Regions from separate parts of the Homo sapiens genome. Here region 2 is linked to region 1. Evidence: read pairs that join two places in POLR2A ChIA-PET (ENCODE). Cell type or tissue: Panc1. All regions are shown on one strand. Links, peaks and the distances in the headings refer to the core of each region. The heading gives the core; the rest is flanking DNA.

Evidence for each region. ChIA-PET counts read pairs that join two places held together with the same protein. Peaks named below come from ENCODE experiments on the same cell type or tissue, not always from the same donor. Only the 100,000 strongest peaks of a DNase experiment are listed, where the experiment ranks them.
Region 2: POLR2A ChIA-PET joins it to region 1 with 9 read pairs; 2 of 35 experiments call an interaction of 5 or more read pairs at or near these places.

The regions. Positions count from the first base shown.
Region 1 is chr10:3,499,090-3,502,013 of GRCh38, reverse strand. LINC02669 (long intergenic non-protein coding RNA 2669) reads left to right here. Exons shown (of 5, transcript NR_155743.1): 2 at 2,780-2,830. All of the region lies in intron 1 of LOC105376360 (a long non-coding RNA gene), which reads right to left. It overlaps LOC124902538 (a long non-coding RNA gene), which reads right to left. Exons shown (of 2, transcript XR_007062362.1): 2 at 822-1,347. Among named protein-coding and RNA genes, the nearest start is that of LINC02669, 2.3 kb to the left of the region's middle. In Panc1, for the core only: no CTCF peak of the experiment used is centred there; a DNase peak (open chromatin) is centred at 1,443; H3K4me3 peaks cover 725 bases; H3K27ac peaks cover 1,687 bases.
Region 2 is chr10:4,699,515-4,702,438 of GRCh38, reverse strand. No RefSeq gene overlaps it. Among named protein-coding and RNA genes, the nearest start is that of MANCR, 23 kb to the right of the region's middle. In Panc1, for the core only: no CTCF peak of the experiment used is centred there; no DNase peak of the experiment used is centred there; H3K27ac peaks cover 2,500 bases.

The DNA of each region.
Region 1 (2,924 bases), core at 176-2,675:
ATTACAGAAACAAAACTGCAGTATCAAAAGACAGCACTTTAGCAAGTATGGAGTTTGTAATAAAAGGCTTTTTTGTAGGCTAACGTCAAGACTTTCACAGTAGTTTAACTGAAGAATCTGCAAAATTTAACAGTTATTCCAATCCCTTCTATGTTAAGGATTACCCTTCAATCAATGTCTCATTTTCTCTCTAAAATCTATTGAAAAAGAAAAAAAAAAACACAACAGAACCAGGATTGTTCCTCTGGCTAATGGTGTCACACGTAAAATGCTCAATCACAGCGTGATTTGAAAAGGCTCAAAGCAGAACTTCTAAATTTGAGCTGCTATTGATTTCCCTGGAAACTGAAGGAAAGAGGCCGATTGCTATTTGACAGTGAGGTTAGAATTTTTATAAAATATTTTCTCTTTTAAAAATCCATAATATATTTCTTTTCTTTTTTTTTTTTTTTGAGAGTTTTGCTCTCGTTGCCCGGGCTGGTGTGTGTGATGCGATCTCGGCTCACTGCAATCTCCACCTCCCAGGTTCAAGCAATTCTCCTGCTTCAGCCTCCCATGTAACTGGGATTACAGGTGCCCACCATCATGCCCGGCTAATTTTTGTATTTTTAGTAGAGATGGGGTTTCACCATATTGGCCAGGCTGGTCTCGAACTCCCAACCTCAGGTGATCCACCCGCCTTGGTCTCCCAGAGTGCTTCAATTACAGGCATGAGTCACCGTGCCCAGCCAAAAATCCATAATATATTTCTATAATTGTCTTCTTTACTGTGAGTTCTCCAAGTCAAACAACTATGTATATTAAAACAATGATGTATATCATAAAATTTACATGATTGGTCTTTATTAAACAATCCTTCACTCTCTTCTCCTCTGAACATGATGAACCTCCCTAAGGAATAAAGTCAGGACATTTTAAGGGTTTGAGCAAATGAATCATTTCATCTTCAATTTCAGAAAATAGGTCTTCATGAAAGCAAAAGGAAATCTGATTTTCCAAGTGATATGACACATCAGGAGAAACACGGGCTTCTAAAGAATATACACACTTAAAAATGGATTATTTACAATTTTTAAGCATAAAACACACATCAGGAGAAACACAGGCTTCTAGAGAATACACACACTTAAAAATGGATTATTCACAATTTTTAAGCATAAAACAAGACACAGTGTGTGCACACACGTGCACTGCTGATTTCTGTTGCTGGAGGCACGGCGCTGTCTTCGGGGTTGTCGTCATTGCTAGCTGGTCAACACCGCACTTGTGTTGTAGCCTTCAAGGCCGAACCCTGGTTTCTGACATCACTTGGCAGGGTTGCTATGGGAACAGTGGCTTTGTGTGTCCCTGAGGGAACAAAGGGGGATTGCCATTAGCGGACTTCAGAGCGGGCCTGGTGCCCTATTGGTACAGGATCGCAGAACAGCACATTCAACGTTATCGCCAAGGCAAAATTCCATTCATGCTTCACATGTCTTCTTCCAGCAAACACGTCTTTGAGTGCATGTTATTGCCACAGCTTTGGGACAGGGGCCAGGACAACAGGGAGACTTTTCAGGGCTGGGCAGGGATCGCCCGTCAAGAGCAAGGGGCAGGGTTTTGAATCATGTCTTTTGTCTTCTGAATCCCAAATGACGGCTGTTTCCAGGAAATTTCAGTTTCTTTTGTCATTTTTTTTTTTTTAAATCTTGGGGTATGTGTAAGACTAATTTTAAAGTCCATGAACAATCAGTCAGATAACAGTCTGACTTTCCCAACTCCTGCCCAAAACCAAAATTAGCTAAACTCAGGCACCTGGCTAATGGATACAGACCGCCCTCATGAAAAATTAGGGACAATTTAAGAAATCTATTTAATAGATTTAACAATGACTTATTATTTAATAATATTTAATAAAGATTAAAGTTACAGCTATTATGCCCAGCAAGTTCTCTCATATAACTATATAATTGTTCACAGACAGAATATCTTCATTTAGGACATTCCCTTTATTAATTTGACCTTAAAATATTTTGACTTTATTATGCATGTCATAAGTATATGATTAATTTAGAGAAAAATTAGCACATAAATATAAGTATCATTCAGATCAAGTAATAGAACATTATTACCATTCCAGAACCCTCCTTCCTACCCTTGCAATCATAGCCCTTCAAAAGGTAACCAGGCAAGGCACAGTGGCTCATGCCTGTAATCCTAGCACCTTGGGAGGCCGAGGTAGGAGGAGTGCTTGAACTCAGGAGTTCAAGACCAGCCTGGGCAACATGGCAAAACTCAATCTCTACCAAAAAAAAAGAATAATAAATAAATACAAAAATTAGCTGGATGTGGTGGTGTGCGCCTATAGTCCCAGCTAGTGGGGAGCCTGAAGTGGGAGGATGGCTTGAGCCAGAGAGGCTGCAGTGAGCCAAGATCATGCCACTGCACTCCAGCCTGGGCAACAGAGTGAGACCCTGTCTCAAAACAAAACAAAACAGAACAAAACAAAACACTATAGGTAGCCACTATTCTGATGTCTGTCATTATAAACTTATTTTACTGGTTTTTTCTTTATATAAATAGAATTATACGTATCAAAGAGAGTATACTGACTCAGCAATCTGTCTTATGGGTGTGCATCTGTAGTTATTTTTCATTGCTGTCTACGTTCCCTGGTATGACTATAAACACGATGTAGCGTAATACTATTCATGGACATTTGAGCTGTTTCCAGCTTGGGGCTATTTATGGAAAAAGCTACTCTAAACATTTTCACCAGTATCTTTTCTCTTGGTACTAGGCACTCTTTTCTCATGGGTACATTCAGAGAAGAGGAATGTTTGTTCACTGGGTAAGCCTAAATTCCTTTTAGTAGATACTGCAAATAGTTCCACAAAGTACCCTTTCCAGGTAGATGAGGCTCTGGCCAGAGTTAATGAGAGCTC
Region 2 (2,924 bases), core at 294-2,793, 1.2 Mb before region 1:
TAGAGTTATATAGCATGTAGCCTTTTAGATCTGGCTTCTTTCCATTGACATAATGCATTTGAAATCCAACCAAGTTGATGAATATCTTAGTAGTCTATTCCTTTTTGTTGCTGAATTGTACCTATTCTATTGTATACATTAACCAGTTTGTTTACCCATTCACAATTGAAGGATTTTTTTCACATCATTTGTTGAAAATGCTGTTCTTTACCCTCGACTTGTCCTGTTACCCTTGTAAAAATAGTCACTTTACCATAAATGCAAAGGGTTATTTCTAGACTTTTAATTCTAATACATTGCTCTGTATGCCCAGCCTGTCTTCATTACTGTGGTCTCTTAATAAGTTTTGAAATTGAGAAATGTCAGTATTCCAAATTTATTCTTTATAAAGATAGTTTTGGCCAATTTAGATAAAGGTTAATACATTTTGTTGACTTCAAAAGTTTTTGGCTTTGTTGGTTACCTCTATTTGATTGCTATTACTTGTTTTATTTATTTTCACTTTAATGGTTCTCATTTCCTTTATTTTGCATGGGTTGGGTTTAGTTTAGTCTTCCTTTTCTAGTTTCTTAAGGTGGAACGTTGTTATTGATGTTTTATTTTTCTTTTTAAAATATTGGCATAACAGCAATATATATTCCACTGAGTACTGTTTTCACTACATTCCATATGCTGTGGTATATTGTGTTTTTGTTTTCATGAATCTCAATATATTTCATAGCTTCCCTTGGGATTTCTTCTTTGATGTATTAATTATTTAGGAATGTGTTAATCTCTGCACACTGCAAATTTATAAATTTTTCTGATTTATTTCTGTTATTGATTTTTAATTGTATTTCATTTTGATTGTAGAATAAACTTTGAATGGTTTTGATCCTTTTAAACTTACCGATGTATAATTTATGCTTACCATATTGTCTATCCTGGATAATGTTTACATGTACTTAAGAAGAATGCATTCTGCTGATTTGGATAGAGGGTATTATAAATCAGCTGTACCTTCCTTTGTTAAATGTCTTATAATTTTTTGTTGAAAACTAGAATTTTAAATATTGTTCAACAAATCTATCAACAGGATTTTCCCTTCCTCCCTGTGGTTTATTATTGTCTCTTTTGTTATTGCTGTTGTCGCTCTTTGTTTGTTTAGTGACTTCCCAGAACGAATTCCATAGTCTCTATTCTTTGCCATGTGCAATCACTAAGGCCTCCACTCAGTTTGTTGATGAGCTAATGACAGGTCACAAATTTCCTGAAATTCCTTGAACCAGTAAGTCTCTCACCCTCTACTGAGAAGTTCGGTGCATGTGTTGGGTTATGCCTTCACTTTCCAGCAGTTCACAAATCTGCCTCACTCTTCATTTCTTGTTTGAATGGAGTCTCAAGGACGGCCAGAAGTGAGAGGTTGAGGTGTTCTGAGGTCTTTCCTGGCACACACTTAGCCCTGTACAGGGGCACAATCTAGATTTCCAAGGGTGAGGTAGAGCTTTTCAAAGTCCTTAAGGTACAACTAATTCCCTATATATATTTTTTAGGCTTTTGGACAGATTCTTATTTGCCTCAATTATCATTGCTACCTCAGGCACTATTCTTATTTTTGCTTTTTTTTTTTTTTTTTTTTCAAATAACACAGGGCATTTCTCACTAACTGAGCTCTGAGGTCAAATAAAGATAAGGCCTGACAAAGATGCTTTTCTTGGTTGCTGTTAGACAGGACAAATGGTTTCAATTCTCCTGGAATAGGGAATTTCAGGGTAATCCGAAGATGGTCTTCCTCTTCCAGAGACTGCCAGGCTTCTGATTTTTAAAACTGCCATACTGCTTATGCTTCTGGTTGTCAAGAGTATCAAGAAACTAGGGAGAGGAGGATGCGAATAGGGCAAGTTTAAATGTCACAAAGCTTTTATGAAGAGTCAGCCTTTTTCTGGAATAAACACTCTGGAGAATGCTGCAAGTCTTTTGTTTATTTCTACAGTTCTGAAAAGGCTGATTGCAATGATTTTTTTTTTCTTTGCCAGTGATCTTACTGTTATTTTGGAGGAGAGGATTTTTGGAGGTCCACTATTTTTTAAGTACTCTCTTTGATAATGTCGATTTATGGTAAGTTTCAAATCAGGTGAAGTGGTTCCTCCAAATTTGTTCTTCTTTTTTAAAAGAAGTTTAACTACTTTACTTCATTTCCCTTTTTATATAAATTTGAGGATCAGCTCTTTAATATCTAAAAAGCATCCTGATGGAATTTTAATTGTTTTTGTATCATATTAAATGTATTTGCATTAAATCTAGATCCATTTAGGGCCAATTAACTTTCTAAAATGAGGTCATCAGATTCATATCTATAGTATATCTCTCCATTTAGGTAGGTCTTCATTTATTCTGTCATCAGTGTTTTGTTGTTCTGAATATACCAATCCCACACATAATTTTAACACCTAAATATTTTATTTTTGTTAGTTTCATTTTATTTATTTTTAAAATTTATTACTTTTTTATTGACAAATGAAAGTTGTATATATTTATGTTTTATAACGTGATGTTTTGAGCTATGAATTCATGGTAGAATGGTTAAATTGAGCTAATTAACATTTTTTATGATGAGAACATTTAAAATCTACTCTTTTAGTGACTTTTAAGTACAGAGTATTTCATCCAACATAATGTTCTCCAGTTTCTTCCATGTTGCAAAAATGAAAGGCTTCCCTTTGTTTTACTGCTGAATAATATTCATTGTGTATATATCACACATTTTCTTTATCCAACTATTGTTGATGAACCCTTAGGTTGATTCTGTATCTTAGCTACTCTGAATATTGCCACAATGGACATGGTAATGCAGCTATATTTTCGAGATATTGATTTCATCTCCTTTGGATATGCAAACCCAGCAATGGGATTGCTAGATCATATAATAGTTCTATTTTTAATTT